Regions from separate parts of the Homo sapiens genome. Here region 2 is linked to region 1. The links are chromatin loops, found by intact Hi-C in ENCODE. Cell type or tissue: ascending aorta. All regions are shown on one strand. Each heading gives the region's core, and the rest is flanking DNA. Links, peaks and the distances in the headings are about the cores only. Region 1 overlaps ABHD8 (abhydrolase domain containing 8). Region 2 has its middle 4.0 kb from the start of SLC27A1.

Region 1 (2,801 bases), core at 84-2,583:
GACCGCAACCTCCACTTCCTGGGTTCAAGCGATTCTCCTGCCTCAGGCTCCCCGAGTAGCTGGGACCACAGGCGCGTGCCACCATTCCTGGCTTGTCTTTGTTTTTTGTTGTTGTTGTTGTTGTTGTTTGTTTGTTTGTTTTAGATGGAGTCTCGCTCTGTCACCCAGGCTGGAGTGCAGTGGCACGATCTCGGCTCACTGTAATTTCCGCCTCCCGGGTTCACGCCATTCTTCTGCCACAGCCTCCCGAGTAGCTGGGACTACAGGCGCCCGCCACCACGCCCAGCTAATTTTTTGTATTTTTTACTAGAGACGGGGTTTCACTGTGTTAGCCAGGATGGTCTCGATCTCCTGACCTCGTGATCCCCCCACCTCTGCCTCCCAAAGTGCTGGGATTACAGGCGTGAACCACCGCGCCTGGCCTGTCTGCATTTTTAAATAGAGACGGGGTTTCACCATTTTGGCCAGGCTGTTCTCGAACTCCTGACCTCAGGCGATACTCCTCGGCCTCCCAAAGTGCTGGGATTACAGGCGTGAGTCACCACGTCCGGCCGGGGTCACCTCTTGATAAGTTGCCTCCTGCCCTGGGGGATACTGTCCAAGGAGCCTCAGCCTTCTGAGGTACGAGGGGAAATTCAGGAAGCTAACGTGGACACCAGACATTGTCGAAGTCGATCCTGAGCGCGAGGCACCAGCCTGAGCCCAGTCTGCAGATGGGAAAACTGAGGCTCCAGGCGGCGAACACCCTGCCCTGTGGTCACCCAGCACAGGTCCGGAGACTCCGATTGTCACTTCTGTTTATTGAGTTACAAGTTGAGATGTGCAGGTTCGGTGGCGCCAGCCCCCCCATCCCCCCCCCTTGGGCAAAAATAGCTCCCAGCGCCGAGGAATGGGGGGTAGGAAGGGTCTCGGATAACGGGATGGGGCCTCGAGGGTCCCTGTGGGGCTCGTGGGTCCCAGGATCAAGCACGGCTGACACGGAAGACAGCGGGGTGGGGGGCCTGCCTTGGCCGTGGCGTTGGGGGGAAGGTGAGGGAGAGCTTCTGTACAAGGTCATCTTCCGTGAGGGTCCCGGCTGCGGCCCCAAAACGCCGATGGGCCCCGCGGGACGGAAGCGGAGAGCGGAATGTCCGCTGGGCTCCCTCGGATGCCACGCCCCGCCCAGGCAGCCTGGGGGCGTCTCCCTGACCTGGCCCCGCCCACCGGAGCGAACGGCCCGCCCAGGTGGTCTGCGCTGCAGACCTGGCGCAGGCTCGGGCCTCCTCCTGCTGCGGCTGTGCTCACCAAGCGATGCCCCGCCGGCCCAGCGGCTACTTCTTGTCTTCTGGAGGCGCCGGCAGTGGCTCCGGTAGAGCCTTGGGCGAGGGCTCGGGCTCCCAGAGCAGGAATTCGTGGAGCAGCGTGTTGACCGTCTCAGGGCATTCCAGCATCACCATGTGGCTGCCCTCGTCGATGAGCTTCAGGAATGCCAGGAGCAGGATCTGCAGAAGACGCAGGGCTCAAGGTAGGCGGGGGCAAGAGGGTGGAGAGAGGCCAGGCTTCCCTGGGACTCCGCCATACACACATGGCCCACAGCATCCAAAAGTCCCTCCTCCCATCTACCCTGCATCTCTCCACTTCCACTCAAGGGGGAGCTGGAGGATGGCCTGTAGCCCTGCTGGAACCCAACTAGTATTCAGGCATCCAGCATTTATTAAGTGTCTACAGTATGCCAGGAGAAGGATTTTCTTCTTTTTTTCTTTTCTTTCTTTTTTTTTTTTTTTGAGACAGAGTCTTGCTCTGTCACCCAGGCTGGAGTGCAGTGGCGTAATCTCGGCTCACTCCAACCTCTGCCTCCCGGCTTCAAGCGATTCTCTTGCCTCAGCCTCCCAAGTAGCTGGGATTACAGGCACGCGCCACTACACCCGGCTAATTTTTTGTATTTTTAGTAGAGACGGGGTTTCGCCATGTTTGTCAGGCTGATCTCCAACTCCTGACCTCAGGCGATCTGCCCGCCTCGGTCTCCCAAAGTGCTGGGATTACAGGAGTGAGCCACCGCGCCCGGCCTGGAGGAGGATTTTGTCAACTTCAACTCTACCAACATTAGGAGCTGGATCATTCTTTGCTGGGGGGGCGGGGGTGGGCGGGGAAGGGGCGGGTAGCTGGGGTGGGGGCTGCTATCCTGTGCATTTGTAGGGTGTTGAGCAGCATCCCTGGCCTCCACCCACTAGATGCCAGTAGTACCCCCTCCCCCTCAGTCGTGACACCTAAAAATGTCTCCATGCATTTCCACGTGTTCCTTGGGGGCAGAATCCTCCTTAGTTAAGAACCACCAGTCCAGTTATACTTTAATGGTTTTTGTTTTTTTTTTTTTTTCTTTAAGAAACGGGGTCTTGCTCTGTCGCCCAGGCTGGAGTGCAGTGGTGCGAGCATGGCTCACCACAGCCTTGAACTCCTGGGTTCAAGCGATCCGCCCCACTCAGCCTCCCAAGTTGCAGCGATTATTGGCGTGAACCACCTCGCCGGGCTAGTATCCAGGGCTATTCTAAGTGCTAAGGATCCCCAGACCCTTTCTAATCTGAACTCGCTAATTAGAGTTTCTAATCTAAAGATCCCCTGGTGCCGGTCTTCTAGAATTATATAGGTCACCGGTCTCATACAAATCCTCCGCTGTGAGGAGAGCCTTCTTACAGCGGTGGGGACAGTGCGTAATTGCTAACACCTGTCCAGGGCAGCCCTGCTTTCTAGATTCTACTTCTGATGCTAGACCTAATGCTCCTGTTTGCCTGGGGTCAGAACAAGATACAGCAACTAGAGGCCAC
Region 2 (2,801 bases), core at 152-2,651, 170 kb after region 1:
GGAACTGAGATGATGCCTCTGTACTCCAGCCCCCAGGCAATAGAGTGAGACCCTGTCTAAATAAATAAATAAATAAATAAATGCAAGCAGATCTAGGTATGGCACAGTGGCTCATGCTCATGCTTGTAATCGCAGCAATTTGGCAGGCCAAGGCAGGAAGATAGCTTGACCCCAGGAGTTCAAGACCAGCCTAGGCAATGTGGCAAAACCCTGTCTCTACAAAAATTAGCCAGGTGTGGTGGCACACGCCTGTGGTTCCAGGTACTCGAGAGGCTGGGGTGGGAGCCTCTCCCTCCTGAGCCCAGGAGGTCAAGGCTGCAGTGAGCTGGGATCGTGCCACTGCACTCCAACCTTGGCCACAGACTGAGACCCTGTCTCAACAATAAAAAGGAAACAAGGGGCGGGGCGCGGTAGCTCATGCCTGTAATCCCAGCACTTTGGGAGGCCAAGGCAGGTGGATCATGAGGTCAAGAGATCAAGACCATCCTGGCCAACATGGTGAAACCCTGTCTCTACTAAAAATACAAAAATTAGCTGGGCATGGTGGCACATGCCTGTAGTCCCAGCTACTTGGGAGGCTGAGGCAGGAGAATCGCTTGAACCCGGCAGGAGGAGGTTGCAATGAGCCAAGATCACGCCACTGCACTCCAGCCTGGCGACAGAGTGAGACTCTGTCTCAAAAAAAAAGAAAAAGAAAGAAAGAAAAGAAAGAAAGAGAAGGAAGGAAGGAGGGAAGGAAGATAGAAAGACAAAAGAAAGAAAGAGAGAGAGAGAAAGAAAGAAAGAAAGAAAGAAAGAAGCTCTAGTCCAGGGCTCTGTGCCTCTTGTCTGTAGAGGACTAGGAGGTAAACACTTTCATCTTTGAAGTCCATGTGGCCTCTGTTGAGAACCATAGCTCTCATCTTTCCTCCTTCTGTAGTGGGTTGAACTACAGGCTCCCCACAAAAAGATATATCCATGCCTTCGCCCCCGGAACCTGTTAATGGGACCTTGTTTGGAAGGAGTCTTTGCAGGTGTTACTTAGTTAAGGATCTTGAGATGACATCATCCTGGATTATCTGAGTGGGCCCTAAATCCAATGACTGATGTTGTAAACGGGAGCGTGACCGCTGAAGCACAGCATCACAGGGGCACGTTTAGGCCTCTGGATGGCTGCGGGCGGGCCTGACTAATGTCAGGCCTTCCACAAGAGGTGGTGGAGCAGAGTCTTCTCTAACTCCCCTGGGGAAAGGGAGACTCCCTTTCCAGGTCGGCTAAGTAATGGGTGCCTTCCCAGGCGCTGGCGTTACCGCTAGACCAGGGAGCCCTCTAGTGGCCCTGTTCGGGCATGACAGAGGGCTCACACTTGTCTTCTGGTGACTTCTCACTGTGTCCCTTCAGCTCCTACCTCTGTATGGCCTGGTTTTTCCTAGGTTATAATTGTAGAACAGAGATTATTTTAATATTGGAATAAAGAGTAATGCTACAAACTAACGAATGATTAATAATATTCATATATAATCATATCTATATTCTATTTCTTGTATAACTATTCTTATTCTATATATTTTGTTTATTATACTGGAACAGTTTGTGCCCTCGGTCTCTTGCCTCGGCACCTGGGTGGCTTGCCGCCCACAGAGGTGATCAGTCCAAGACTACCTGGCTAGAAACGAGCAGAGAGCAGTTTGGCCCGGAAGCCTGAGTTTTACTCCCTGGTCCACATCTCAGTTTCCTGGGGATAGGACAGTCCCCAATCCCTCATCTGAAATCCCTGGGGACAGCTGTGTTTGTGAATTGGGAGATTTTGTATTTTAGGAAAACAACTGGGGGCAGAGGCTGCTGTATACCCGTGCTGTTTTAGGGGGCTCAGAAAATAATACCCAGGCCGGGCTCAGTGGCTCATGCCTGTAATCCCAGCACTTTGGGAGGCCGAGGTGGGGGATCACTTGAGGTCAGGAGTTTGAGACCAGCCTGGCCAACATGGCAAAACCCCATCTCTACTAAAAATACAAAAATTAGCCAGGCACGGTTGTGTGCATCTGTAATCCCAGCTACTCGGGAGGCTGAGGCAGGAGAATCTCTTGAACCCGGGAGGCAAAAGTCGCAGTGAGCTGAGATTGGGCAACTGCACTCCAGCCTGGGTGACAGAGCAAGACTCCGACTGAAAAAAAGAAAGAGAGAGAGAAAGAGAGAGAGAGAGAGAGAGAGAGAGAGAGAGAGAGAGAGAGACAGACAGACAGACAGAAAGAAAGAAAGAAAGAAAAAAAACACCCCAAAATGAAGATCTCAGAAGCAAAAGTTTTTCTCTGACCTTCTCCTGCCCTCTTGTGTCTCAGATCTATTCTCCCCCAAGGCTGGCCATAAAAACTAGAATCCCTCTTTCCCAAGGTAGGTTTTAGAAACTAGAACTCTTGGCTGGGTGTGGTGCCTCACGTCTGTAATCCCAGCACTTTGGGAGGCCAAGGCAGGCGGATCGCTTGAGATCAGAAGTTCGTGACCAGCCTGGTCAACATGGTGAAACCCTGTCTCTACCAAAAATACATAATTAGCTAGGCTTGGTGGCATGCGCCTGTAATCCCAGCTCCTGGGGAGGCTGAGGCAGGAATCGCGTGGACCCAGGAGGCGGAGGTTGCAGTGAGCCAAGATTGAGACATTGCACTCCAGCCTGTGTGACAGAGTAAGATTCCATCTCAAAACAAACAAACAAACTGGTAAGATGGAGGGGGAAAAGGGAGGATAGGAAAAAAGGAAGGGGGGAAGAGAGGAGGAGGGCAGGGAGGAGGAGAGAAAAGGGCAGAAAGGAGAGAAGGAGGGAGAAA

What was found. Peaks named below come from ENCODE experiments on the same cell type or tissue, not always from the same donor. Only the 100,000 strongest peaks of a DNase experiment are listed, where the experiment ranks them.
Region 2: it touches region 1 in a loop (3-fold over the local background); 13 of 110 quality-filtered maps call a loop at or near these places.

Annotation. Positions count from the first base shown.
Region 1 is chr19:17,291,351-17,294,151 of GRCh38, forward strand. ABHD8 (abhydrolase domain containing 8) reads right to left here. Exons shown (of 5, transcript NM_024527.5): 5 at 781-1,481. The coding sequence ends at 1,311. It also overlaps a transcript of MRPL34 not described here. Among named protein-coding and RNA genes, the nearest start is that of ABHD8, 11 kb to the right of the region's middle. RefSeq lists a silencer at 1,076-1,255 and enhancers at 1,326-1,415, 2,555-2,801. In ascending aorta, for the core only: a CTCF peak has its summit at 1,623; DNase peaks (open chromatin) are centred at 1,251 and 1,591; H3K4me3 peaks cover 1,184 bases; H3K27ac peaks cover 958 bases.
Region 2 is chr19:17,465,123-17,467,923 of GRCh38, forward strand. No RefSeq gene overlaps it. Among named protein-coding and RNA genes, the nearest start is that of SLC27A1, 4.0 kb to the right of the region's middle. RefSeq lists an enhancer at 1,366-1,415. In ascending aorta, for the core only: a CTCF peak has its summit at 1,320 (motif pointing left); a DNase peak (open chromatin) is centred at 1,289.